Regions from separate parts of the Homo sapiens genome. Here all the other regions are linked to region 1. The links are chromatin contacts, found by Hi-C in ENCODE. All regions are on one chromosome and are shown on one strand. Each heading gives the region's core, a stretch centred on a gene start or an enhancer-like site at or near the end of the contact. The rest is flanking DNA. Distances are from core to core; before and after follow the strand shown. Region 1 holds the start of TBC1D5 (TBC1 domain family member 5). Region 2 overlaps KAT2B (lysine acetyltransferase 2B). Region 3 has its middle 27 kb from the start of SH3BP5. Region 4 overlaps BTD (biotinidase).

Region 1 (6,740 bases), core at 1,811-4,310:
TCTAATAAACTATAGCAAAACTTAGTGGCTTAATACAACTGTTTTATTTATTTTTCCACAATTCTGCTATTTGGGCACTGGGGAGAAAAGCTCATCTCTGTTCCATGTGGTGTCAGCTGCGGCAGCTTGAGTAGGGCTGGAAAATCCACTTCCAAGACTGTCTCAGTCACATGCCTGGCAGGCTGGTGCTGACTGGCCAGTAGGAGCACAGCTAGGGCTGTTGGCCAGGGGCCTTAGTTTTCTTCCGTTTGGTCTCTCCAGGTGGCTTGGTTAGACTCTTCACAGTGTGGTAGTTTCAGAGTAGTTGGATATCTTACATGGTGCTTCCCACAAAGGGCAAAAATGATAGCTACTGTCAAAGTTAAAAACTAAACTGGTGAGGAAATAGATTTCATTCAGGCAATTACATTAGGGAGAGTACTCCAGATGTGAAGATCAGAGTGTCTCAGCAGGGTGGTTTTGCCCTATACTTTTATTATTATTTTAGAGCATGGTTTTGCTGTTGTCTAGGCTGCTCTCAAACTCCTGGGCTCAAACAATTTTCCCACCTCAATCTCCTGAGTAGGTGGGAGTACAGGTGTGCACCACTATGCCTGGCTGCCTTATACTTTTACAGGGAGGCATAGACAGGTTATAGATGAGATGATTACAGTTGGGATTATTTTTGTAATCAGAGAATTATCAGCTATGAAATGTTTATCGCTACCTAATTTCAAGGGGGAAAAAGTAGTTCTAATCCTAGCTAATCATTCATGAGACAAATAGGAAGTTGAAAGGTGACTGACCTTCCCCACAGGTTCGGGAAAAAAGGAAAGGTATGTGTTTGGTCTTGTCACAGGTCATCTACTAGTTTTATCAGAGAAACTGGACAATGAGTCTCATTTAAGTAATATGGAGAAGGATTGGTCTTTGTGGTAAACTGTTTCGCAGAACACAAAAAGGTGGTGGGATTTCTTAACTATTTCTGTTTCCCATGAGTCTCTGGTAAAGTTCAAAGTTGTCACTGCAAAGCCTTTTTTTTTTTTTTTTTTTTTTTTTTTTTGAGACGGAGTCTCACTCTGTCGCCCAGGCTGGAGTGCAGTGGCGCGATCTCGGCTCACTGCAACCTCCACCTCCTGGGTTCACACCATTCTCCTGCCTCAGCCTCCCGAGTAGCTGGGACTACAGGCGTGTGCCACCATGCCTGGCTAATTTTTTGTATTTTTAGTAGAGACGGGGTTTCACTGTGTTAGCCAGGATGGTCTCAATCTCCTGACCTCGTGATCCACCCGCCTTGGCCTCCCAAAGTGCTGGGATTACAGGCGTGAGCCACCGCGCCTGGCCCTGCAAAGTCTTTAAAGGCCTAGGCCTAGAAGTGACAGAGAGTAATTTTTGCCATATTTGATTGTTTAAGGCAGGTGACAGGTCCGGCCCAGACTCAAGGGCAGAGGACTATACATGGGCATGAATACTGGGAGGCACAGTTAATTGTGTGCCATAAGAAAATAGTCTACCACAAGGTCTGAATCTTGGGCTGAATATTTAGAATGGGATGCCATTAGCATAACCTGTGTGGTAGCTGAAACTATGAGGTGGGATCAGTCTGTGGGTGTATACAGTGGTAAATGCAGAAAAGAGTCCAACAGCTTTGTAAACATTTGAGAATGGAATCTTGAGGGTTGTCATTTTCCTAGTTTCTCAGAAGCCTCTGTTAATCCTATTTCTTCATATACATTCATCCCAGGATTTTCTGTCATTTTGTTGCTAGCCCCATTTCTTGACTATCATCTCAGTATTCACCAGTCTAACAGTGATGATGACTGGTCTAGCCAGAACTCCCAATTAGGGAGTTTTTACATTTTATTTATTTGATAAATAAATAAATCTGGCCGGATTAAATCTGGCCACAGGCACTAACTTAACCTGTTCAGTTTCTGCAACAGAAAGAGGGGCAACAGAAAAAGAGGGATCTCTGTGTGAAGTGGGGTGTTTGTCCACAAAGGTCTCCCACACAGGCATCTTCCTCTGAAGCTAGATAACCTTCAGAAATCTGACCTTTCTCTGACTTGGTTTCCTTTTCTGGACTAAACAGTATCAATTTTCGTTGGAGCTCTTTGTGAAGATAAGCTAATAAAATACCATAAATCTCTTTTACTAAGTGAAGCATTTACCACTCTAATTAACATTATGATTTAAAGGCTTTCATACTGGGGAAACAAACACCACCTTCCCACGTGCTTGGGTTAAAGGGGATCTTAAATCATGATTATGCAGAGACCAAGGGCAACGATAAAAGTTTTAGACATTCCCTGTGTTCTGATAGTCATCAGACGTTTAGGGAGATACTACAACACTGAAGACCCTGTCCAAGTTTATGAGATAAAGATAGAAACCACAGTCTAGTATTGTGGGCTTGTGAAAAAATAACTCCTAACCTTTATCTTTCTATGGGTTGTACTACAAGGTAGGTCTGCACAAAGTGCTAGTGACTCCTCTAAAGTAGGCAGGGGTAAGTTTCACGGAGAAAGTGACAGATGAGCTGAGTTAGAAGCCTACTCAGCCACAGAAAAATGTGGCATGGAAGGCCATTTACCTGTGACAAGGAAATGTAAATTCCTTGGCAGGAGAGCCAGGATCTCAGGAGAGTCCCTGGGACCCTCTGCTCCCCTTCTCAGTCCAACCCTGGGAAGATAGTTGGTGGATGTGAACCTCTGACTAAGACCCAGGAGCTGGTTCCCAGCCTCCAGCCGCGCGCCGGTTGGAAGCAGGGAGAGAAGGGAGGGGTAAAAGCCCTCAGGCGCATGCGCTCAGCAGCCTGCCGGCTCAGCCAAGGAGAGCTCTGCCCGCGGCTCACTCCCCACCTACTCGCTTCTCGCGCCTCGCGGGCCCCAGAAACCCGGACCCGAGAGCGAGCGCGTTGCGCTCGCGCGCAGACTTCAGGTCCCGTGCGGGCGCCTGCGCACGAGCTTCCCAGGCGCGCGGGCCGCGAGGTTATTAGAGGTGGAGCGCGGGGAGGGCGCGCGGCGGGAGGCGGCCGCCGTTACGGCGCGAGCGTGGTCACGTGGCCGCTGGTCACCGCCGCCACCCCCTCCCGCCCTGTTCTCTTTCAGGTCGGGCCGGGCCCGGCCGCTTCCGCGAGCGCCCTGCAGACTGAGGGAGAGAGAGAGAAAGAGGAGGGGAGGAGGAGGAGGATTCAGGGAATAGGAGCTGGGGAGCCCTTCTGCGCCACAGGTAAAATAAAATAATGATGATGATCGTAAAAAAGCCCAAGCCCTCTGAACGCCTCCGCCTTCCTCCAGTGCAGCCCCACATGCAGTCGTTCCCGCCCCGGCCTCCCACTCAGCCTCAGGACAGGTTTCGCCCCCCTTCGCGCCGCTGCTGCAGCCGCAGCCGCCGCCGCCTTCTCACGGGAGGGCCTGAGGGTGCCGCCGCCACGGCGGACGGGTTGCCGCACCGCCCCCCGTTTGTGCGCCTCGGAGTCGGCGTCGGGGGTGGATGGCGGGAGGGGTGGACCCTTCAGCTCCCTGGCGGGCAGGGCGGGCAGGGCGAGCTGGGCGGGGTGGCTGCTTGCAGTCTGCCTGCTTTCCCTGCCCCAGGAGGTCGGGGTCTAGACTGGAAGGCCAACTGCAGTAAAGGCAGGGCCTGGCGGCTGGACTAGTGCTCAACTTCCTACTTAGTAAATTTCCATGTTCATTTGGGCCCCGGGAAGCACGCTTCCTTCCCTAGCCGGAAGCGAAACGGGCCCTGAATCCTCAAACCTTAATAGTCTTTAGAAGAGAGAAGCCTTGACTTCACTTTTGAGGAAGGGAACCGTGACCTGGATTTAGTACGACTTAAGTTTATTCACACGTAAGAAACGGAGGTCTTTCAGGATAAGAGCAAAAAAAAAAAAAAAAAAAAAAAAAAAAAAATTCGCAGGGAGGGCAAATCCCGCTCCCCACCCCGACTTTTCCTGGAAAAACACACAGACCTTCACTACAAGATTCGATTCTACAAGTGACCTAGAATTTGTTCGATACCAGTTACTCGTTTTAGTTACAGGAATTATAATCTGTGTTTAAAGTTAACATCCTGTAGGTTTTTTTCGAATAATAACTTTCTGGAAAGAGTTCATTTGTCAACTCTGAATTGGACAAAATCCTAAGATTTTAACATGCAGGTTTCACACGTTTGGACCAGGTTGCCTGGAATTTCTAGACCCGGTAATTCTTTTGTAAACCTTTATAAGTGTTGTGCTCTTGCACAAAATACTTAAAGCAGGAAGCAATAAATAGGTATTGTTGAAAAATGAGCCTTTGCTATCGGTGGCAAAGAAATTCATTTATATATTGGTTTTTCTCTTTGGGCTTTTCTGATTCCGTGTCTTGGTACTTTTCATACCATATCTCTGAATTCATTTGTAAACTTGAGCATTTTTAATTTTTACAGCTATCTGCAGTATCACAGAACACTCAAACCTTAATGTGGGTGGGAATCACTTGGGGCTCTTATTAAAAATGCATTTTCTGGTTCAGTAGGCCTATGGTGCATTTTGATATTGTACATTTCTGATAACATGTGCAGCTGGACAAGGGACTATCTTTGAGTAGCAAGGAAGTGGATAACTTGTGTGCAAATAAATAAAGTGTTGTATTTATCAATAAACATGTTCTTTTTAATAACTCACCCCCGGGTGTAGAGGTGGCTTGGGAGAAGGGGCAAATGGCAGGATGAACTGAGAAAGCTTTCAGAGTGAGCAGGCTGAGTCTGGATTCCAGGGGAGGGGATAGGAAGAGTGCAAATATTGTGTCTGTATGCTGTATGGTGACTGCATCACCTGGTCTGTGAATTTTCCATTAGAAGCTTGGTGTGCTGTTAGGTGAAAGACTTGCTCAGCTATGCGTCATTGGGTTTTATCAACATATAGGCGAAAAAAATCCTGGTCTCTGAGTGTACAGCTGAGATGAAAATTTCTTTTATTGGAGGAAGTATTGAGTGTGTGCTCTCAAATGCGGCCTCAGTTGAGTAGTGCATTCCTGAGTTTTGGAAGCAAATTTGCAAACAATTGAGAGTCGTACAGTGGGTGTTCTAACTGGATTCAGGTTTTTTCTAATGTAATTTTTTCACACGTAAATTAAAAAGTTTAGAAATGTCACACATAACTTCATAACACTTTATGGAGAAATGGTTGTACTTTTAATTTTTTTCTTTTTATTTATACTCCAACTGACTGAGCAGAGGTTGTACTTCTAAATAACTTTGTGGAAGTTTTTAGTACCATAATTTTTATAATTTTCATTCCAGTCCTTTGATATTTATGACAGTACTTCTGAAGCGCTTACTGAGTGCCGGACACTGTTGTAAGTGCTTTACGGAACTTGACTTTTTTTTTTTTTTGAGACGGACTCTCGCTCTGTCGCCCAGGCTGGAGTGCAGTGGTGCAGTGGCTCGATCTCGGCTCACTGCCACCTCTCCCTCATGGTTTCAAACACTTCTCCTGCCTCAGCCTCCCAGGTAGCCAGGATTATAGCCGCCCGCCACCACTCCCGACTAATTTTATTTTGTATGTTCTTTTTTAGTAGAGACGGAGGAGTTTCACCATGTTGGCCAGGCTGGTATCGACCTCCTGACCTCAAGTGATGTGTCCATCTCGGCCTCCCAAGGTGCTGGAATTACAGGTGTGAGCCACTGTGCTCGGCCTACCTTTTTTTTTTTGTTTTTTGTTTTTTTGAAAAGGAGTTTCGCTCTTGTCCAGGCTGGAGTATAATGGTGCGATCTCAGCTCACCGCAATCTCCGCCTCCCAGATTCAAGCGATTCTCCTGCCTCAGCCTCCTCAGGAGCTGGGATTACAGGCGCCCACCGCCATGCCCGGCTAATTTTTGTATTTTTAGTAGAGACGGGGTTTCACTATATTGGCCAGGCTGGTCTCGAACTGCTGACCTCAAGTAATCCGCCTGCCTCAGCCTCCCAAAGTGCTGGGATTACAGACGTGATCCACCAGGATCACACCAGGCCGCGCCTGGCCTGCTTTCATTTTAAAAGTCAAATTTGTCATCCGCCTCAGTGCTTGTAATCTTTTCTGAGTGAGATACTGAAATTTGCAGTTTCGTTTTGCTTGCACTTGTTCACTGGACCAGTAGTCACTGTTAAATGTAAAAGTATCTACTTCCTCTGAAAGTTTTTTATTCCTTTATTTCCTGCCTGGGCTTGTCCTCCACCCTACATGTATGCGTAGTAGATTTAGTGTTTGTTATCCTAACCTTTAGGTTTAGGGATTGACTGGGTTTCTGACTTTTTATTTGGCCAATGAGGACGATACAGAAAATGAAGCATTGGTCATTATCACATTTTAACGCTGAAAAAGTAAGAAGGACAACCCCGGAATAAAAGTAAGTTGAATAATTTATGTTTCATTTAAAAATGAATATATAATCCCTTCTCTTAACCCCCTTTTTGTCTCAGACCACTGAAAGCTTTGTCCTGTTAGCAGCAGCAGTCTGAGAAGTGGTGCTAGTCCACCTGATCCTGAGACATTTCTCTCAACATGGGTAGATCATTGGAATGGCAGTGTGTACAGTGTGTGTACCAGAACTTGAGAAATGTGAGGTCGGGGTGGTGGGATGGTCAGCAGTGGAAGAGCTGGGAGAGGGGAGGGAGATCATTTGACGGAGAGGGCCTGTGGGCTGCTTCTAGTAGCATCAATTATTACTAGAATAATGGTGAATTTGGGAAGGATGTCAGTGTAACAACAAATCTCAGTGTAAATGCTTTCTCAAAAACC
Region 2 (7,269 bases), core at 4,770-7,269, 2.4 Mb before region 1:
GGATGTCGATGCAAGAGAGATTGTTGTATGCACCATCTTGTAAGGAGTTAATAGAAACTATAAATTTGTACCCTTCATCCATAATCCAATTAATTTTACTCAAGAACAACAATGGTTCTTTGGTAAATAGCTTCTCAAAACCTGCATAAGATATTTTTCATCAGTGACCACAAATTTGCCATCTCTCCAAAAATCTTTTCCAGATTCCAAGTTGCTTGTGAGAAAGGGCTGTGTCTTTTAACTTGAACTTCCTCTGTATCTAGCTAGTATTTGTGACTAGCAGTCATGGTAGTTTAAGTACTGCCTTGGTTAGAGAGGCAGTGACAACATAAAGCTATTATAAGCAAATGTTTATTTAGATTTTAACCCCAGACCTATTTCCCCTTGTTTGTACACCTTTATTTTTACCTGCCATCAAAAGGATCATTTTCTAACTATCTGGTAACTTCAGTGTTTATTTAAATACCTATTATGGTAAATAAACATTAGCTACATAATTTTAAAGCTGTATATAATATCAAATTCAATATTTTTTTCTTTTGAGATGGAGTTTCACTCTTGTTGCCCAGGCTGAAGTGCAATAGCACAATCTTGGCTCACCGCAACCTCCACTTCCTGGGTTCAAGTGATTCTCCTGCCTCAGCCTCTGAGTAGCTGGGATTACAGGCATGCACCACCACACCCAGCTAATTTTGTATTTTTGGTAGAGATGGGGTTTCACCATGTTGGTCAGGCTGGTCTCAAACTCCCAACCTCAGGTGATCCGCCCGCCTCAGCCTCCCAAAGTGCTGGGATTACAGGTGTGAGCCACCACGCCTGGCCCAAATTGTTTTTAGATTACAGGATATTCCAAAATCAGGAGAGGAGCTTCAAATAAATTCTCATATGTTATCTTGTGTTTTCAGCACAATAAATCCACATAAAAATCTAATTTAAAGAATTCACAGGAATTTATCAGCATGATTCTCCAAAATGACCATATACAGATTTTAAAGTGCCATTTAGCCAAGATTTTTAATATAGTAAATAAATACTTAAAACGTCTGTTTATGGTTGGGCACAATGGCTCACGCCTATAATCTCAGCACTTTGGGGGGCCAAGGAGGGAGGATCTCTTGAGACCAGGAGTTCAAGACCAGCCTGGGCAACACAGGGAGACCCTATCTCTACAAAAAATAAATTAGCCAGGCATGGTGGTGCACATCTGTGATCCCAACTACTCAGAATGCTGAGGTAGGAGGATTACCTGAGCACAGGAGGTCGCAGACGCAGGGAGCTGTGATCATGCCACTGCACTCCAGCCTGGGCAACAGAGCAAAACCCCATCTCAAAAAATTAAAAAATTAAAATAAAAATAAAACCTCTGCTTATGAATTTGCTGTCTTCAGTAATATATGCTATAGCCACTGGGACCCATTCAGTTTTACTCCATATTGAAGAAGTGCTTCCATGTTGTCTAGTGTTGCTGGGTTGGCAGAGCTCAGCAATCTTTATCTTAGACTATACGCCAGTGAAAATGTAAATATCTTGGGCAGTGTGATGTCTCAAAAGTTGTTCATTAATCATTAATGACACAGGACAGTAAAAAGATCAGGAAATTGGCTGGGCACAGTGGCTCACAACTGTAATCCCAGCACTTTGGGAGGCCGAAGCAGGCGATCACCTGAGGTCAGGAGTTTGAGACCAGCCTGGCCAACGTGATGAAACACCATTTCTGTTAAAAATACAAAAATTAGCCGGGCATGGTGGCTGACACCTGTAATCCCAGCTACTCGGGAGGCTGAGGCAGGAGAATCACCAGAACCCAGGAGGCGGAGTTTGCAGTGAGCCGAGATCACGCCATTGCACTCCAGCCTGGGCAACAAGAGCAAAACTCCGTCTCAAAAAAAAAAAAAAAAAAAAAAGGCCAGGAAACTAAAGGAAGAACTGTTTCTCACATTCTTACTTCTACTAAAGATTGGTTCTTACCATTAGAACACACACACACACGCACGCATGCACACACACACACGTTCTTACCATTAAAAAACACACACATGCACGCACACACACACACACACTAAACTCATCCATTCTATTTTGTTTTGAAAGACTAATCTTCATTATCTTCATTTTCTAAAACTACAGTTTCAAGTCACTTACAAGAAGTGATTGCTTTTCTTGTTCTTCCTTCTGAGTTTGTGATGCTTGGCCACCTTCCTTCAAGTCTTTAGAAAATTACATGGTTATGGGGGGGAATTGCCTTTCTGGGAAGTAATAAGACAAAGTATCCAATTCGTATTAAATACCTTCAGTTTCCCTTTAGTATCCCTAAAAGTGTCCAACTCAACCTTAATCAGCATTTCCAAACAAGGTGTTTGGTATAGCTATCTTTGAAAATAAAAATTACGCCATCTTTTTCTAAAATTACAAACCAAGGGCATATTTTCCAGGTCTTCACCCTAAGAAAAGCCAAATAAAATTTTCCTTTAAGTAAGTTCTTAAACTTTGAACATTTGGAAACATCTGGACATTTGTCACTTTGGCTAGCGGAGAATAATGATAAACACAGCAACAGCACCATCTAAAGACACACTGTCAGAATTCCTTGAAAATGAGCCAGAGATCAGTTTCAAGCAAATGTGGGTCTTCACCTTCCCCAGTCAGAATGATGAATGTAAGACTGCTGAATTGCATTTGCCCTTTGATGCTTAGTGCTAGGAGTCGAAGACAAAAAGCTCCACTTGTGCTTTGTGAGAATAAATACATTGCAGCAGCTATAATTCGTGCTGAGGCCGGGCGTGGTGGCTCACGCCTGTAATCCCGGCTACTCAGGTGGCTGTGGCATAAGAATCACTTGAACCCAGGAGGCGGAGGTTGCAGTGAGCAGATCACATCACTGCATTCCAGCCAGAGCAAAAGAGCAAGACTCTGTCTCAAAATAATAATAATAATAATAATAATTTTAAAAAATGGGTACTGTGACCAGAGAGTGAAGCTGTTAATGAAAGCTAAAGTACCAATAGCCCAGGCTGTGCCCCTAATGCAGAGAATGATTCCTTTCAGGGACTTACTTTTGGTTTCTGTAAATGGTATTGCTTCTTTGAAGCTGAAGGAGTCAACAAAATACTTAGACCAGCACTGTCCAATACAGGAGCCACTGGCCACACGTGCCTATCAAGCACTTGAAAGGCAGCTTGTCTAAATTGAGATGTGTTATAAATGTAAAATACATGCTTGGTTTCAAAGAGTTAGTATAAGGCTGGGTGTGGTTGCTCATGTTTGTAATCTCAGCACTTGGGGAGACCAGGGAGGGCAGATCACCTGAGGTCAGGAGTTCAGGACCAGCCTGGCCAACATGGCGAAACCTCATCTCTACTAAAAATACAAAAATTGGCCGGGCATGGTGGCATGTGCCTATAGTTCCCAGCTACGCATGAGGCTGAGGTGGGAGAATCACTTGAACCCATGAGGCGGTGGTTGCAGTGAGCCAAGATCACACCACTGCACTCCAGCCTGGGCAACAGAGTGTGAACCTGTCTCAAAAAAAAAAAAAAAAAGACAGTACAGAACAAAGAATGTAATGTAAAAGGTCTCCATAATTCTTCGTGACATTGAATGCCTGTTGCAGTTATATTAATACTTTGGATATATGGGTAAAATAAATTTCCAAAATTAATCTCACTGGATTCCACTTGCTTTTTTAAAAATATATACATATAACTACTAGAAAATTTAAAAGCACATAATATGTGTGCTTTTATAACCTCATATTTGCAGGCTGCTTTATATTTCTATTGGACACATTGCTTTAGACCTTCCAATAATTTTTCTCAGCAGCCATCTTAATCATCCGGAGCTGCTAATCTTTAGTCCACCCATGAAAATCCTAAATGAATAACATTCTTTTTTTTTTTTTTTTTTTTTTGAGATGGAGTTTCGCTCTCATTGCCCAGGCTGGAGTGCAGTGCTGTGATCTTGGCTCACTGCAACCTCCGCCTCCCGGGTTCAAGCAATTTTCCTGCCTCAGCCTCCCAAGCAGCTGGGACTACGGGCATGTGCCACCACACCAAGCTAATTTTGTATTTTTAGTAGAGACAGGGTTTTACCACATTGGTCAGGCTGGTCTCAAACTCCTGATCTCAGGAGATCCACCCACCTTGGCCTCCCAAAGTGCTAGGATTACAGGTGTGAGCCACTGCCCAGCCCTAAATGAATAACATTCTAAGGACATGTTTTCTGGTTCCCTTTTCTTAAAAGCAAGAAAGTAGAACAGGACAAGGTATAGATGAGAGCTCTTTCTGTCAATTCAGAGTCTGGTTTATTCTCGCCAGACTGCGACACCAACTGCAATACCAATAAAACATGGACACAGTTCCTGGAAAGGAAGGGACCTAAGCCAAAGACAACTGGGAAGATAAATTAGCAACAAAAAAAAACAAAACAAAACAAAAAGACACTCCAACACATGCCAAACCCTACAGGAATAACTTCTGAAATTTATTCATAAATTTACATGACTTCCCTTATAGAATTTCATGACTTCCCTTAAAGAATTTCCTTAGTCCTTGTTTTCCCTTAGGGACAAGGTCATAAGAAATCTTTCTGAAGTGTAAGCTGCCTAAATCATCTTTCTAATCCACATTAACCATATCCTTTCCAGTAGTTCAGTGTCACTAATTGTGATTACATGTTTGCGTGTATGTGTAAATTAACAATGAACACTGAGATCTATTTTTCAAATATCCCTTCATTTGCTATCGACTACACTTGAGTTACATATTGAACTTGTACAGTATCCTGGTACCTCGCCCCAAAGTCCAACAAAGCCTTGGTACAACCCTACTTGTTGGTAGGTGAAACCACTTACTCTCCTCACACACATACACATACACTCACAGTGAGACAGAGGTCCCCAACCCCTAGACCATTACCAGTCCGTGGCCTGTTAGGGACCGGGCTGCACAGCACGAGGTGAGTGGCAGGCAAGTGAGCATTACCGCCTGAGCTCTGCCTCCTGTCAGATCAGTGGTGGCACTAGACTCTCATAGGAGTGCAAACCCCATTGTGAACTATGCGTGCAAGGGATCTAGGTTGCATGCTCCTTATGAGAATCTAACTAATGCCTGATGATCTGAGCTGGAACAGTTTCATCCCAAAATCATAGCCCTAATCTGACCCGTGGAAAAATTGTCTTCCGTGAAACCAGTCCCTGGTGCCAAAAAGGTTGGAGACCATTGGAGTGAGAGGACTATTCCCAGAAAGTCCTTAACTCCACTTTGAACCTTCTCTGGACATGGCACAGAGAGATCTTCCCAAGCTCTGCAGGCCTTAGTGAGAAGCCCCACATTCTGCTCTTCTTCTAAGACCTTGGGTTTACCCTTACCTTGACTTGCTCATTTGAGGTTACAGCACAGAAGACAATCTCTGTGAATCCTTGAGATGGGAACATACGGAAACAGATACCACCAATAACACGGCCATCTTTAATTAAAGCAAGGGTTTTGTGTTTCCTGAAAGAATAAGATTATGTCAAAGTTTTACCTATCCTAGTTATATAAATATACTTTTTGGGGTGTTCCTTATTAACCAACTAAGAAAGAGGGACATGTCCTAAGTTTCTATAGAAACTTCCTTCATGTAGCCCCTATCTCGCTAGACCATCCTTTTATCTGAACTTTTTAGAGCTAGGTCGCCTGCACAAGATGTCATCAGCACTCCCATCAGAACAAAATACCAGTCACCTAAGAAGTGCCTGAGGTTTACAAATAGAGAACAGAGTATGTGCAGAGGTGCTCTGGAACTGGCACAGCCAGTGCCAAGGAGGGGTCAGGGAGAGCAGGAAGTCATGGACAAACATGGTATGTGTCTCTGAAGAGTTAAGTCTTACTCCAAAATATTACAGAAACATTATGAAAAAGAATTTAAAATTTACATATACAATTTGCAAAATTCCGCATTATGGAATCCTTCCCTCTGTCTAAAGCATCACTCTGAATTGTCACAGGCATGGATCACAGTCCCCATAGGCTACTGGGCTATGTATGTTAAAATAAATTCAATTAGAGAAGTTTAGTTCTTTAGGGTTTCGTGGGTTTTTTTTTTTTTTTTTTTGAAATGGAGTTTCGCTCTGTTGCCCAGGCTGGAGTGCAATGGCACGGTCTCGGCTCACCACAACCTCCGCCTCCTGGGTTCAAGCAATTCTCCTGCCTCAGCCTCCCAAGTAGCCGTGATTACAGGCATGTGTCACCAGGCCTGGCTAATTTTGTATTTTTAGTAGAGACGGGGTTTCTCCATGTTGGTCAGGCTGGTCACAAACTCTCAACCTCAGGTGATCCTCCCACCTCAGCCTCCCAAAATGCTGGGATTACAGGCATGAGCCACCATGCCCGGCCTAGTTTTTTGTTTTTTTTTTTTAAGCAATGGATTTTCAAAGTTAACCTGTCTTATATCCCAATAATTGCCCACAGACCTGGGCAATAATGGCACCTAGTTAAGATACCAAAACCAATATTTTGATTATGAAGAAAGCAGAACATCTTAGTGTTACATTCTCTCACTGCTATAAAGAATGAAGCACAGGAGAGTCATCAGCAATGTAAAATATAAAGTTTCATCATCATTAACAAGAAAATTTGTAAATTGTTGAAAATTACTCTTAGCACTTTCAGACATGAAAATCAGCTTGGTGAAGCTCTGTATCCACAGCAAGACAGGTGCAGTAGTATTCGGTGGATGACTATGGCTGACTTTCACTATCTAAGCAGTTCCTCTTTCATTTAAAAAGGAAATAAGGAAGAAGGAACAGAAAGTACCACTTACGGGTCAAAGACGAGCCGTGTGATGTATTCTTTTGGCATTCGGGGCAGCTGGTGGGAGAAAACGTTCTGTAGGCCAACCAGCCACATCAGGATCTTCTTGTTTGGTTTCTGGTTGAGGGAATTGCCAACCACGTGAAATTCAATTACACCCCTGCGCTCTTCCAACCTTGCCGCCTCATCCCTGGCCGAGTGTGCTGACAGAAAATTGGTCTGAGATGCAAGAGACAGGAAAAAATTACACAGAGCTATTCTCTCAAGACAGTGGGGATGGGACACATCCAAGCTTCTCATCTTTGTTCTAATAAGATACACATTTGTGGATTTTCAGAGTCCTAAATACACATGTGTGCACACATACACACAGAGACACATACACATACAAGTTATGAAGACAAGACAGAAAAGGCAGGTAAAGCATTTTGAGAAATTGGAGTATTATATGTGTACACGGATGATATTCAGTGTAGAT
Region 3 (6,359 bases), core at 1-2,500, 2.4 Mb after region 1:
TCCAGCATTCTAGCCCTTGGATTAGAAAGGGCTAGAAAGCACTGGGATGTTCTTAAACACCACCTTTCTAGCCCTATGCCCTTGGTCAAATTAGTTTAAATGCTCGGTTTCTCCTCTGTAAAATGAGGACAGTAACAGCACTCATCTCACGTGGTTGTTGTGAGAATGAAATCAGTTACCGCATGTAAACCTTCAGCAGTGCCCTGCTCTCTGCCATGGCGTGTTTATGGAATGTTAATAGCATGAGGCGGGAGGCGGACAACCTCAGGCGAACCTGCTAGAGGGCACCCCCTTGTGTATGACTCTGATCACTGTGGTTTCTTTTCTCTGGGTCTGAGTCAGACACAGAGATTTCTGTTAAAAAGTAGCAATAGGAGGCTGGGCACAGCGGCTCACACCTGTAATCCCAGCACTTTGGGAGGCCAAGGCGGGCGGATCACCTGAGGTCAGGAGTTCAAGACCAACCTGGCCAACATGGAGAAACCCTGTCTCTACTAAAAATACAAAAATTAGTCAGGTGTGATGTCAGGCGTGTGGAATCTCAGCTACTCGGGAGGCTGAGGCAGGAGAATTGCTTGAACCTGGGAGGCGGAGGTTACAGTGAGCTAAGATCACGCCACCGCATTCCAGCCTAGGTGACAGAGTGAGATGCTGTTTCAAAAAAAAAAAGTCAAAGGATCCCTTTAAAGTCTATTCCTATCTAAAATTTTGTAGATGTCTTAGTTCGGTTAGCCCAAAAGTGGACCCTGAGGCAAAGGATTTTGGGCAAATCATCTATTTAAGAAATGATTCTAGGAGGCAGAGTAAGGAAGTGAGACAGGGAAGAGAGAAAAGCCACATAGGGCACATTGCCGAGCAGGATACCTCAGAGGACAACTGGGCCGCAGTCCTGTGAAGGCCCCTCTGAGAGACTGTGCAGCGGTGAGGAGGCTGGCGGGTGGACTCACCAGCTCCTAGCCCTCATCTGTTGAGGCTGTCCTGGGGTGTTACCTCCCAGCAATTCTGGCCAGTCCTGTGTGTGGGCTCAGAGGAGCCCTCAGGCATTGAAACACAGGCACGTGAGGGAAGAAGCCAGCAGGGACAGCAATTGTCTTCCAAAGCTGCATCTGACAGTGCACTGACACAGTTCGCTTCAGTGGGGGATGGCTGAGCTAAACACGGCTGTCAATAATAAGCAAAAGAGACATGAAACGTTAGTTTTGACTTAATTTGATTAAAAACGTAACTGAAAGAGGTTTGACCCCAGCCTGGGTCTTTCAACTTCTCCTTCCTCCCCATACCTACTAATCACAGTCTGACTTTCACCGGGTGATTCCTTTAGCAATTTATATGTGGTTTCATCTTTAAGGATGTGCTTATGAGAAGCTCCAGCCACCCACGCTTCAAAGTTCACATATGATTAATGGGTAAACTTTTCAGTGGTTTGAGGAAGGTAGTCAGAAGATACTCATTATTTTAGTATCTGCTCATTAGCAAGGAAAATTGGCTTCCTAAAGTGTTTCTGTCTTTTTTTTTTTCCTGTTATTTAAACAAATAGCATGACTTGTAATGCAAAATCTTAGGACCGTGGGATGTTAGATTCATCTGGTTAGAGTTCAGTATAAAGTAGAGCTGTAAGAGCTTGCATTTTGTTAAATAAATGAATGACTGTCTTGTTAAATTCCATAAAAAGCAGTTACCTCTGTTCAGTTTTCCAGGTGAGAGTGTGCATGCTGGTCAGCAAGTTTATGATCATTACTTTTAAAAACATTTTATGGTAAAGAAAATGAAATACAGAATGCCACATTTGTATCTACACTATGAGTACATAATGTATAAATTATGTAAGTTTATAGACAAGAACAGGAAGGTAAAATGAGGAAATGAGTACTTTTGCCAACACAGTCAATTTTCTTTTAAAAACAAGGAGGAAAGAGAGATGAGCAGTATCCTTAAAATCAATCCCAGTGTGACATGGAACTTTCAGGGTGTTTTTTATTAACCTTGGCAACTTTTCTAGGCTCAGATCAAGTTACTGAGGAATTTCCCCAGATTTTCTACCACTCATTTTTGTTTTCTCTAAAAGTAGGCTGAAAAATTGAGACTGCCAAGAAAAGCACAGTGCATAAGAATGAACCTCAAAAACAATATGCTAAAGTGAAAGAAGCCACAAAAGACCACATATTGTATGATCTAATTTATATGAAATTTCTAGAAAAGACAAAACTATAGATATAGAAAGCAGATCAGGAGTTACCTAGTGGTGGCTGAGAGCAGGGATAGAATACAAATGGCACAAGGAAAGTTTTTAGGGCAATGAAATTGTCTTAAACAGAAATGTGGTGATGGTTGCATGACAATAAATTTAGTAAAACTCACCAAACTGGATTTTATGATATATACATTATACAATAAATCTGTTTAAAAGAGAGACTGAGGCTGCGTGTGGTGGCTGACACCTGTAATCCCAGCACTTTGGGAGGCTGAGGCAGGCGGATCACTTGAGATTAGGAGTTTGAGACCAGCCTGGCCAACATGGTGAAACCCTATCTCTACTAAAATACAAAAATTAGCTGGGCATGGTGTTGTGTACCTGTAACCCCAGCTACTCAGGAGGCTGAGGCACGAGAATTGCTTGAACCAAGGAGGCGGAGGTTGCAGTGAGCTGAGATCACACCATTGCACTCCAGCCTGGTGACAGAGTGAGACTCCATCTAAAAAAAAAAAAAAAAAAGGGCCGAGCACGGTGACTCATGCCTGTAATCCCAGCACTTTGGGATTACAAAAAAAAAAATGGCCTCCTGATGTTTCTTCCAACAAATTGTCTTCCTGAGTACTTACTATATAGACAAATAGCAGCAGCACTGTCCAACAGAAATACAATGGGAGCCACAGATACACTTTTTTCTTTCCAGAGATGAGGTCTTGCTCTATTGCCCAGGCTGGAGTGCAGTGGTGTGATCATAGCTTACCATAACCTCAAACTCCTGGGCTTAAGGGGTCTTCCCACTTTAGCCTCCTAAGTAACTGGGACTCAGGTGCATGCCATCATGCCCCTAAATTTTTTATTTATTTTTATTTTGTAGAGACAGGGTCTTGCTGTGTTGCCCAGGCTGAAGTGCAGCTTGCACCATCATGGCTCATTGCAGTGTTGACCTCCCAGGATCAAGTGATCCTTCTGGCTCAGCCTCCCGAAGTGCTCATATTACAGGTGGCCACTGTGCCCAGCCAAAACAAATTTTTTTTAATTAAAAAAATTGTAGACCAGGTGTGTGGCTCACGCCTGTAATCTCAGCACTTTGGGAGGCTGAGGCAGGTGGATCACTTGAGGTCAGGAGTTTGAGACCAGCCTGGCCATTGTGGTGAAACCCCATCTCTACTAAAAATACAGATATTAGGCAGGTGTGGTGGCATGCGCCTGTAATCCCAGCACTTTGGGAGGCTGAGGCTTGAGGATCACTTGAGGCCAGGAATTCTGAGACCCACCTGGCCAATGTGGTGAAACCCTGTCTCTACCAAAAAATACAAAAATTAGCTGAGCGTGGTGGCATGCGCCTGTAGTCCCAGCTGCTCGAGAGGCTGAGGCAGGAGAATCACTTGAACTTGGAGGTTGCAGTGAGCTGAGATCGCGCCACTGCACTCCAGCCTGGGTGAGAGAGTGAGACTCTCTCAAAAAAAAAAAGAAAGAAAGAAAAAGAAAAAAAGAAACAAAGGTATCTGTTGAATTCTGTTCTGTAAATGCACACTCAACGCTGATCCTTACCTTTTTTAAGAATTAATTTTTCACGGCTGGGCGTGGTGGCTCATGCTTGTAATTGCAGCGCTTTGGGCGGCAGGCGGATCACTTGAGCCCAGGAGTTTGAGACCAGCCTGGGCAACATGGCGAAACTTCGTCTCTGTAAAATTTTTAAAAAAAAAATTAGCTTGGTGTGGTGGGACATTCCTGTAGTCTCAGCTACTTGGGAGGCTGAGGCGGGAGGATACCTGAGCCTGGGAGGCCGAGGCTGCAGTGAGCCATGATTGTGTCACTGCACTCCAGTCTGGATGATAGAGTGATAGCGTGAGACTGTGTCTCAAAAAAAAAAAAAAAAAATTAGTTTTTCACATGATCCTGATAATTTTTTTTTAATGTACTCAGTGAGTTTCATTTTCAGGTCTTGGGAGTTAAATTGCTATGGTCGGCTCATAAAGCAGGTGTTGGAAATTAACATTGCAGAAAAGCATTTTGAGACTCAGAATTATGAAGAAAGGATTTTAACTAAGATGAAAGGTTATATCCTTTATCAGGAAACTGCATCCCATCCTTGCAAAAAGACAGCTGTGATAGTCTACAGTAGTTGACCTGATTATTATTTTTTGAGACGGAGTCTTACTCTGTTGGTCAGGCTGGAGTGCAGTAGCGTGATCTCAGCTCACTACAACCTCTGCCTCCCGGGTTCGAGCAATCCTCCCACCTCAGCCTCCCCAGCAGCTGAGATTGCAGTCACCCACCATCATGCCCAGCTGATTTTTGTATTTTTGTAGATATGGGGTTTCACCACGTTGGCCAGGCTTGAACTCCTGACCTCAGTTGATTTGCCCTCCTTGGCCTCCCAAAGTGCTGGGATTACAGGTGTGAGCCAGCATGCCCAGCCTGATCTGATTATTATAATTATTGAACTAAAGCTACTAGTATTAGATGGTAGAAATTACAATGTCACAGATAAAGACCTACAATTTGGGAAAATCTTGGGGTCTTTGATGGGCTTTTTTGATTTGGTTTGCTTGGGAGTGGGATAGAGGTTGTCCACTTTTGGATAATGCGACCATTTGAAGTACAGTCAGGATTCTTTTTTTAAAATTATTTTTATGTTGAGACAGGGTCTTACTCTGTCACCCAGGCTGAAGTATAGGTGTGTGTGTCATCATAGCTTTCTGAAACCTCCAACTCCTGGGCTCACATGATCCTCTTTCCTCGGCCTCCCAAGTAGCTGGGACTGCAGACACGCACCACCACACGTGGCTAATTTTTGTATTTTTTGTAAAGATGGGGTCTCTGTATGTTGCCCAAGCTAGTCTTGAACTCCTGGGCTCAAGTGATCGTCCCACCTCAGCCTCCCAAAATGTTGGAATTGCAGACGTGAGCCACCACACCCAGTCCCAGTCAGGATTCTTATTCTGCAGCTATATTGGTGGGTTCCAATCTGCTATCAATTCCAGGAGAGTCTGATATATGCTAAAAATTATTTACCATCCAATTTTGACAATTGTACTTGTAGCTGACCGCCCAGCTTTCTTGTGGAATTAAAATTACTCTGCAGGAGAACAGAGGATTTTTAAAGTGGCGAAACTATTCTGTATGACACTATAATGGTGGATATGTAACAGTCATTTGTCAAAACCCATAGAACATACAGCACCAGGAGTGACCTCTAAGGTACTATGGACTTCAGGTGATAGTGATGTGTCAGTGTAGGTGCATGGATTGTAACAAAGGCACCAGTGTGCTGCAGGATGTTGATGGAGTGGAGGCTGTCCATGTTTGGGGACAGGGGTACATCTCTATACCCTAAGCCTCTATACTTGGAATGCTCTATGCTTTCCACTCAAGTTTGCTGTGAACCTAAAACTGCTCCATAAAATAAAGTTTATTATAAAAATTGGTCTGTGGCTGTAGCATCTGGAAAAATATTACTTCCCCAGAAACACTATAACTACACCTCCTCTGTAGACCCACATATCTAAGTAAAATGGTAAAAAAACAGCCTTATAAAATCAGCAGGAGGCTGGGCGCGGTGGCTCACGCCTGTAATCCCAGCACTTTGGGAAGCCAAGGTGGGCAGATCACCTGAGGTTGGGAGTTCGAGACCAGCCTGACTGACATGGAGAAACCTTGTCTCTACTAAAAATACAAAATTAGCTGGGCATGGTGGTACATGCCTGTAATCCCAGCTACTTGGGAGGCTGAGGCAGGAGAATCACTTGAACCTGAGAGGCAGAGTTTGCAGTGAGCTGAGATCGCGCCATTGCACTCCAGCCTGGGCAACAAGAGCAAAACTCCGTCTCAAAAAAAAAAAAAACAAAAGTCAGCAGGAAGGAAGGCAAGTGATTGATTTCTCAGTTATTGTTGGTTGTTTTTGTTCTTGGAAATCCCCTTTGGTAACGGTGAGTCTTTGTTTTATTGTTCCTTTCCCTGGGTTACAATTATGCCCTTGGAAAGCAGGTGTTCTTACTGGGCGCAAATGCTTGTTTTCCCTATCTCCCTATCTCCTCCTCTTCATCCCCTTGTTTTCCTTCTCTCATGCAAATAGATCCACAGTTGGGGGAAGTGTTGTTATTAGGTCTACTGGGATTATTAGGGGCATTGTTCCATGGCAGGACCCTCGCACAAATGTCAGGAA
Region 4 (6,325 bases), core at 2,471-4,970, 2.1 Mb after region 1:
GGACCCCCAAAATGCTGGGATTACAGGCATGAGCCACAGCACCTGGCCTAAAAATTAAACTTTTAAGTTCTTAACACACACTGCCAAACTGCTTTCCAGAAATACTATACCAATGTATGTTCCTTCCAGTACAGTATCATCTCATTGCACACTTAGCAATGACCATGTAAAGAAAAATTATCTCAAACCTAAAAATAAGGCAAGATGGAGATGCAGCCTTTCCAAATTATACTAGGGTACTGTTTAATAGGCTCACTCAATTATTCTTTAATTAGCTGGAGAATGTACCACCGTTTGACTTTGCTATTTAAAAGATCACCTCAAAGATTACAATGTTTTGCCCTATAGGACATTACCCAGTTTTGCATCTATTAGGAAATTCATTTCAACAATCACTGGACTGACTGATATACACATTTCCATTCCTTGAATTTTCCTTTGAACCAGCTTTACCATCTTACTGGTTCCTTAATTAATGAATTAAATAAAAGCTTTATTCATTCTATATTTGTATGAGTCATCTTTTCAGATTTTTGAAAATTATATTTGGATAGACATTTTTCTTTATTAAAAACAAAACTTTGGTTTTTCATGGAGAATAACATTTAAATTATGTATACATACTAGATTATTATCAACCAGGAATGAGGAGAGGAACCAAACCTGAGCTGGGCAAAATTTTGGGTCTGATGTGATGAGTAATCCTATCTAGGAAGTAAGTTGCATTCTTGATAAATGGCTTCAGCAATTTTCTGGTAGATCTCAATGAGATCAAGAACCCCTTCCTTCTGAGGAATGAAGGTTACAATCCCAAGTGACTGCCCAGCCTAATCATCTTGAAACTAGACTCCGTTTTTCCCCTATGAATGCCCCTACTGAGACAGAAATATAGTCATGCACTGCATGATGACATTTTGGTCAATGACAGACCACATATGTGATGGTGGTCCCATAAGATTATAATACTGAATTTTTATTGTACCTTTTCTATGTTTACATATACAAATGCTTACCACTTGTTACAACTGCCTACAGTGTTCAGTACAGTAATATGCTGTAAAGGTTTATAGCCTAGGAACAATGGGCCATACCATATAGCCTAGGCGCATAGTAGGCCGTACCATGTAGGTTTGTGTAAGTACATGCTATGATGCATGCACAATGACACAATGGCCTAATGATGCATCCTTTCAGAACATATCCCTGTCATTAAGCAATGCATGACTGTATTTCAATTGGTTTGCTCAGGAACCTCTTATAACAACTTTGATATAAAACTTTCACACAAACTTGCCATCAATTTGTCTTAGAAGTTGTTTTAAAACATATAACCAGATTTGCTTAATACCCTGTACATATCTTTGATTTCAACCCTTAGTACATGTGGCTTGGTCACTTTGTGGCTAAGATAAGAAAGTGCTTGTGGAAGACAAGTCTGTGGCTTGGTGAGTCTGCGTGGCCAGCAGTCTCTGATCTGTGCAGGGTATTAATACGTCAGGGCTGCGTGTTCTGGGATTTCTCTGGAGGCTGGCAAGGGCTCCTGAACCAGTTGTTTCTGTTCTGCCGGTCTGTAAGGGTTGGAAAGTCCAAGACTTAGGACCCAGTTTCCTTTCTTAGCTGATGTTTTCTGCCAGAACACCATGGGCTGTTACTTGTCTGAGTTGAAAGTGGTTTGCATTTACACCTGTAAATGTATTCATCCTTTTAATTTATGTAAGGTTTTTCTGTATGCAATTCTCGATTCTTTGAAGAGATGACAACAAATTTTGGTTTTCTACTGTTATGTGAGAACAATAGGCCCCAGCAACATGTCATCGTGTAAGGAAAAATAAAAGTGCTGCTGGAAAACAAACAAACAAAAAACATATAACCACGTATGGGAGCTGAGATATCTGTAAATTCTAAAAGTGATCATATCAACAGCTTAATCCTGGCCCCTGGAAAACAAATAGAGACGGAGTGATGCTGTGCAGCTGGCGTGGTTTCAACAAAACCGTGTTAAGTGTTTCCTCTGGGGGCAGATTATTGAAAGGTGAATGCAGGAGAATTCTACAGCCACAGTCTGGGTTTCAGTGTGTCATTTGCCAAATGTCTCAGAATGGTCCGGTGGATAGGGGAGGGAAGCAAGAGGCAGATGACATTTCAGGTGCTGGACTCAGTGCCATGCAGGCAAACATCTCTATCAAGAGAATGCCTGCCCTCTAGGAGATCAGTGTCATCAGGAGGTCTGAGGGCACAGCCTGGGGTTTTTTTACACTGACTTCAGCATAGACATAAATGAGGTGTGTATCATATGTGTGAATGACGTAAAGGTAACTGATACTTGGGATGTCAGTAAAGATCCCTAAATAGCCCAACAGGCTGGAATGATGAAATTTAACAGCATAAATGTGAAGTCTTGCCCTCAGCTTAAATCAATCACCTTTATAATTTATAAGTACAGGATGGCAATGGCAGCATGTGTGTCTGCTCATGTGAAAAGGTGTTTTAGTTGACAGCAAGTGCCTTATACACCCATAATGAGACATGTGGCTGCCAGCAGTTTTCTGGGGACAACATCTAGAATGCGACAGGTGAGAGTTCTCTACCCTGCCCTTATTAGACAGAATCGGGATAGCTGCATACAGTTCTGAGCACAGAGAAAACATGGAAGTCTTCAGTAGAAGGTTTGGAAACTGAGTCTCCTAAGGAACTGTGGAAGGGACTGAGGATACAGCCTGGGGGACAGATGCCAGGGGGATCATGACAGCTGTCCTCAAAGGTGGAGAAGATGGCATGCCGTGATAAGGGACACGGTCCTGCTCCCTTTAGCTCTGACGATAGAATCGTGGTGGCAGTTACGGGGAGGCTGACTGCTGCTCATTGAAAGGAAGACCTGTTCAGAAGTTCCCACCATTGGAACAAACGGACCTGTGAGTCTGAGCCACTGAAGGTGTTCAAGGAGAAACCGTATGTCAGGTTGGGACTAAAGAAAAGTGTCACCCTTGCAAAAGTTGTCTTGGTTGAAAAAAAAGAAGCTGGACCAAGTCTTCAAGTTCCCTTTCAACATCATGTTATACACACATACACACCCCCTGCCCCCAAACACCCCCCCACCCCATACACATAGCCTTTGTATATATATTATAGACTAAAATTTTAAAATGTTGCAATTTTTTAATTGCTGTGGCTGTCCAGGCCATCCCGACCACCCTGCTCTAAGGCAGGGACTGTTTGGGGCAGGACCTGCTGGTTCTGCCCTTTAAGTTCACAGAGAGCAGGAAAGTGTTGCTCACAATGAGTTTACATCCTGTTGAGGCACAGCAGGGCTTCCTCAAGCAGCTGCGCTTGGTCACCCTGCCACCAGAGTTACAGCCCAAACTTCCCTTCGGGTTTGTGTTTTCCAGCAGGGCATTTTCTTAGGCAACCTCTGATATTTCCCTCTTTGCCCCCAGGGGGGCCTCTCCTTTGTCCCCACCCTTCCTGAAGGGAGCAGGAAATTCAGGCCAACCAGGAAGCCTTCACAAAGGCTGGCACTGACCTTCCCTTTGTCAGTTTGGGGTCAGTTCTATCTGGGCGAAGGTCTCAGACTGATCGTAGTCCGACATAGAGACCGGAAACGAGCCTCAAACAGTCTGAAGGGAGCAAACGGCATTCTTGCAGATGCTTACTACTTCAGTGAAGCTTCGAATGACTCAGAGAGGTCATCACGCCCAGTCATCTTCAAATTTTTCTGCACATTAGACTGCACTGGGGAGCCTTAAAACAATCCCAGTGCCAGTCCACACCCCTTCCACACCAATTACAACGGACTCTCCAGGACCCGGGCAGCCATAGTGTTTACCACTTACCTCGTGATTCTTATGTACAACCACACTTGAGAACTGGGGATCTAGTCCTGGGCTTCTCATACTTGCCATGTGAAAGCATCACCTGGGGATCCTGCTGCAATGCACATTCTGATTCAGTAGGTCTGGGGTGCCGCCCAAGATTTTGTATTTCTAACAAGCTCCCAGGGGATGCCGGTCCACGGACCACTCTCTGAGGGGTAAGGCTCCTAATTCAACTGACTAACTCAACTCAGGTTAACTACCTGGATGCTTTTTCAGAGGGTGGTAGGAAGCCTGGGATTACCCAACCACTGATCAAGGGGTAAAGAGCAATCTGCTCTGTATGAGAGAAACTCAGGTTCCGAGGAGCATTCTTGCCTTTTGGGCTGCAGTCATCACTTGCTGTTCATAGATGTCAAGGTTCTGGTTCATGAGCTCCAAGGCCTCTTGGCGGCTGATGAGAGCCAGAGGGTTCAGACTCAGGATGGATGGATGCTCATACACGGCAGCCACATAATATTCAGCCTCGTGATGGTCAGCCACGCTCTCCTCCCCGGTGTGGGCTCCCAGGGCAACCACGTAACAGCCGCAGAGGAAAAGAGCAAGCTTACTTCTGGCTCCAGACATAATGCAGACCACAAATCTGGAATGTAATGGGGCAAGGGGAAAACAGCTGAATAAAGAATCCTGCCAAGAATTTAACGTTTGCAGCTGTGATTTATTAATCCCAGCAATTAAACTCACTCGCAGTGATACTGCGGCTCAAAGAGTTTGTTTCATGTTCCTAATAAAAGAGTATGTGTTTCTCTCCAAACACGTAGCAAGCCACATTTAAAATGGCTCACTGTGTTAATAGTCTGGTTTTAGAACATTTCCAAAACAGACTCAACGTTTGCTATGATTTTCTTACCCAGTGTTCAGCAAGACTGTAGTGCGTCACTACCCACTTTTCTAGCTGTGCACTTAGATTTTAAGCAGTAGTAACTATCCAGATTATTTGACATAATTCTGTGATATATTTCACACTCTACCCTCTGCCCTCTATCCATACTACAGGTCAGCCATCCGTAATGTCTGTGATTGTCATGACCCTAATAACACAGCTTGGCTTTCCTGGCCATCAAAACCTAATGAATTACAATTCTCCCTGCATTTCTTTGGTTAGTAATAAATACTATGGATAACTCTCCCTTTATTCAGCACAAAATTATTTATTTGGTGCCAAGAAACTGCTGACTTCTACATAAATGCCAATAGCTACTTTCTTTTATAGACAAGCAAAGTATCCCAATAAAAGCATGTTATTTTTTCTCCTTGAACTTGAGAATCGCCATTGCACATTATCACTTTCTTAACCCCATCTCTGTGACTCCAAAACTCTTGCTCAAAAGCCTACTCATTTGGAAATAAAATCCTTTTTGCAGTGATAAAATGCAATTTTCTAGAAAATAAACTACAAATTTCCAGAGAGTAAACTCAGCTTCATAGCTTCTACCAGAAAAGACTAGAAATAAATGATACTTCTGTGTGTCTCCTCCTTCCTCCCAGAATAGGAATGTTTCTTTCTAAACAGTGTGCATTACTGTTTTAGAGTAAATAGTCCAATTCTGCCTTTAAAAATCAGCCTGGCCTCCCAGCTAAAGCGTCCTCTCAGGCAGAGATTTACTGGGTAGTGTGCCAAGGCCAGGCCACCTGCCCATGGAGATGTCCTGGGGCTGAACAACTGCCCAGGAATCCGGATTAAAAGTCAAGATAACAAAGACAAATCAAAGAATCATATTGCTGCCCTTTAAAAAGAAAATGACACCCTGTCCAAGTCTCAACTCATAACTCCTGTGTTTGCATTTTAAAACCAAACTCCCCAGGCTACAAATTTCTTTATTTTTTATCAAAAGTTCCAGAAACAAACCATAGCTCTTTTCGTCAACAGACTAAGAACTAGAAATGCTCATCTTGGCAAAATTAAATATTCCTCAGAATGAGAAGTATTCTCCCACCCCAACCCGGTTCCATCTCAAACTGTTATTTCTTTCCCCAGGGAAATGTACCATCCAAACACCAAACCCCAGGATTTGTTGCCATTCATCTGGGACACTGTAAACAATGTTTTAAGATAAGAACAAGGAGTCTTTGAGTGAGCAGTCATGAGTTTTTGAGTAGAAACAAAAGTATAATTGATAAGCTTTCTTATCTGAATTTTGCCTCTAAAGACAAGCAAGGAATAATTTAAAATGTCTCAGAAACCCATTTTTCCATTCCATCTCTGGTTTCACAATGATAACAGAGAGTGATTTTGGGGGCAAACTTTCATCTTCAAAGTCATACTGACAATATTTCTGAAGTATAACGCAAAGGCCTCACTAAGAGGTATGGAAACTGAGGCCAGGAGAGGAGGGTATGAACCAGTCCCCAGTGGGGGCAAGTGAGGAGTGCCTGGGGCCAAGAGTGGCATTCACATTACATCTCTTTCTCAACTGAGAGCTGGGTACCACCGATGTCGGGGTACAGAACATTTG

What was found. A loop is a pair of places that touch in the nucleus more often than their neighbours do. Pooled maps may share reads with other maps.
Region 2: a loop to region 1 is called in a map with no recorded cell type, with 7 times the contacts of the local background. The contact joins the enhancer-like site here to the promoter of TBC1D5 in region 1. A Hi-C loop is called at or near these places in 2 of 37 single-sample maps with no recorded cell type and 2 of 50 pooled maps.
Region 3: a map with no recorded cell type shows a loop between it and region 1 (9-fold over the local background). The contact joins the enhancer-like site here to the promoter of TBC1D5 in region 1. A Hi-C loop is called at or near these places in 2 of 37 single-sample maps with no recorded cell type and 2 of 50 pooled maps.
Region 4: a pooled map shows a loop between it and region 1 (4-fold over the local background). The contact joins the enhancer-like site here to the promoter of TBC1D5 in region 1. A Hi-C loop is called at or near these places in 2 of 37 single-sample maps with no recorded cell type and 3 of 50 pooled maps.

Annotation. Positions count from the first base shown.
Region 1 is chr3:17,738,951-17,745,690 of GRCh38, reverse strand. It overlaps TBC1D5 (TBC1 domain family member 5), which reads left to right and starts at 3,060. Exons shown (of 23, transcript NM_001349074.2): 1 at 3,060-3,210. LOC105376975 (a long non-coding RNA gene) reads right to left here and starts at 2,747. Exons shown (of 2, transcript NR_135536.1): 1 at 2,573-2,747; 2 at 29-323. RefSeq lists enhancers at 2,644-2,713, 2,671-3,374 and silencers at 2,834-3,143, 3,374-3,573.
Region 2 is chr3:20,125,646-20,132,914 of GRCh38, reverse strand. KAT2B (lysine acetyltransferase 2B) reads right to left here. Exons shown (of 18, transcript NM_003884.5): 10 at 6,802-7,010; 11 at 5,366-5,492. Among named protein-coding and RNA genes, the nearest start is that of MIR3135A, 8.3 kb to the left of the region's middle. RefSeq lists an enhancer at 6,815-6,894. Within about 2 kb of position 6,019, at least 5 of the 41 ENCODE cell types and tissues checked have a DNase peak (open chromatin) inside an H3K27ac peak, as active enhancers do.
Region 3 is chr3:15,356,607-15,362,965 of GRCh38, reverse strand. No RefSeq gene overlaps it. Among named protein-coding and RNA genes, the nearest start is that of SH3BP5, 27 kb to the right of the region's middle. RefSeq lists a silencer at 387-446. Within about 2 kb of position 1,250, at least 11 of the 41 ENCODE cell types and tissues checked have a DNase peak (open chromatin) inside an H3K27ac peak, as active enhancers do.
Region 4 is chr3:15,633,551-15,639,875 of GRCh38, reverse strand. It overlaps BTD (biotinidase), which reads right to left. Exons shown (of 4, transcript NM_001370658.1): 2 at 4,188-4,452. The coding sequence starts at 4,436. Among named protein-coding and RNA genes, the nearest start is that of BTD, 35 kb to the right of the region's middle. Within about 2 kb of position 3,720, at least 25 of the 41 ENCODE cell types and tissues checked have a DNase peak (open chromatin) inside an H3K27ac peak, as active enhancers do.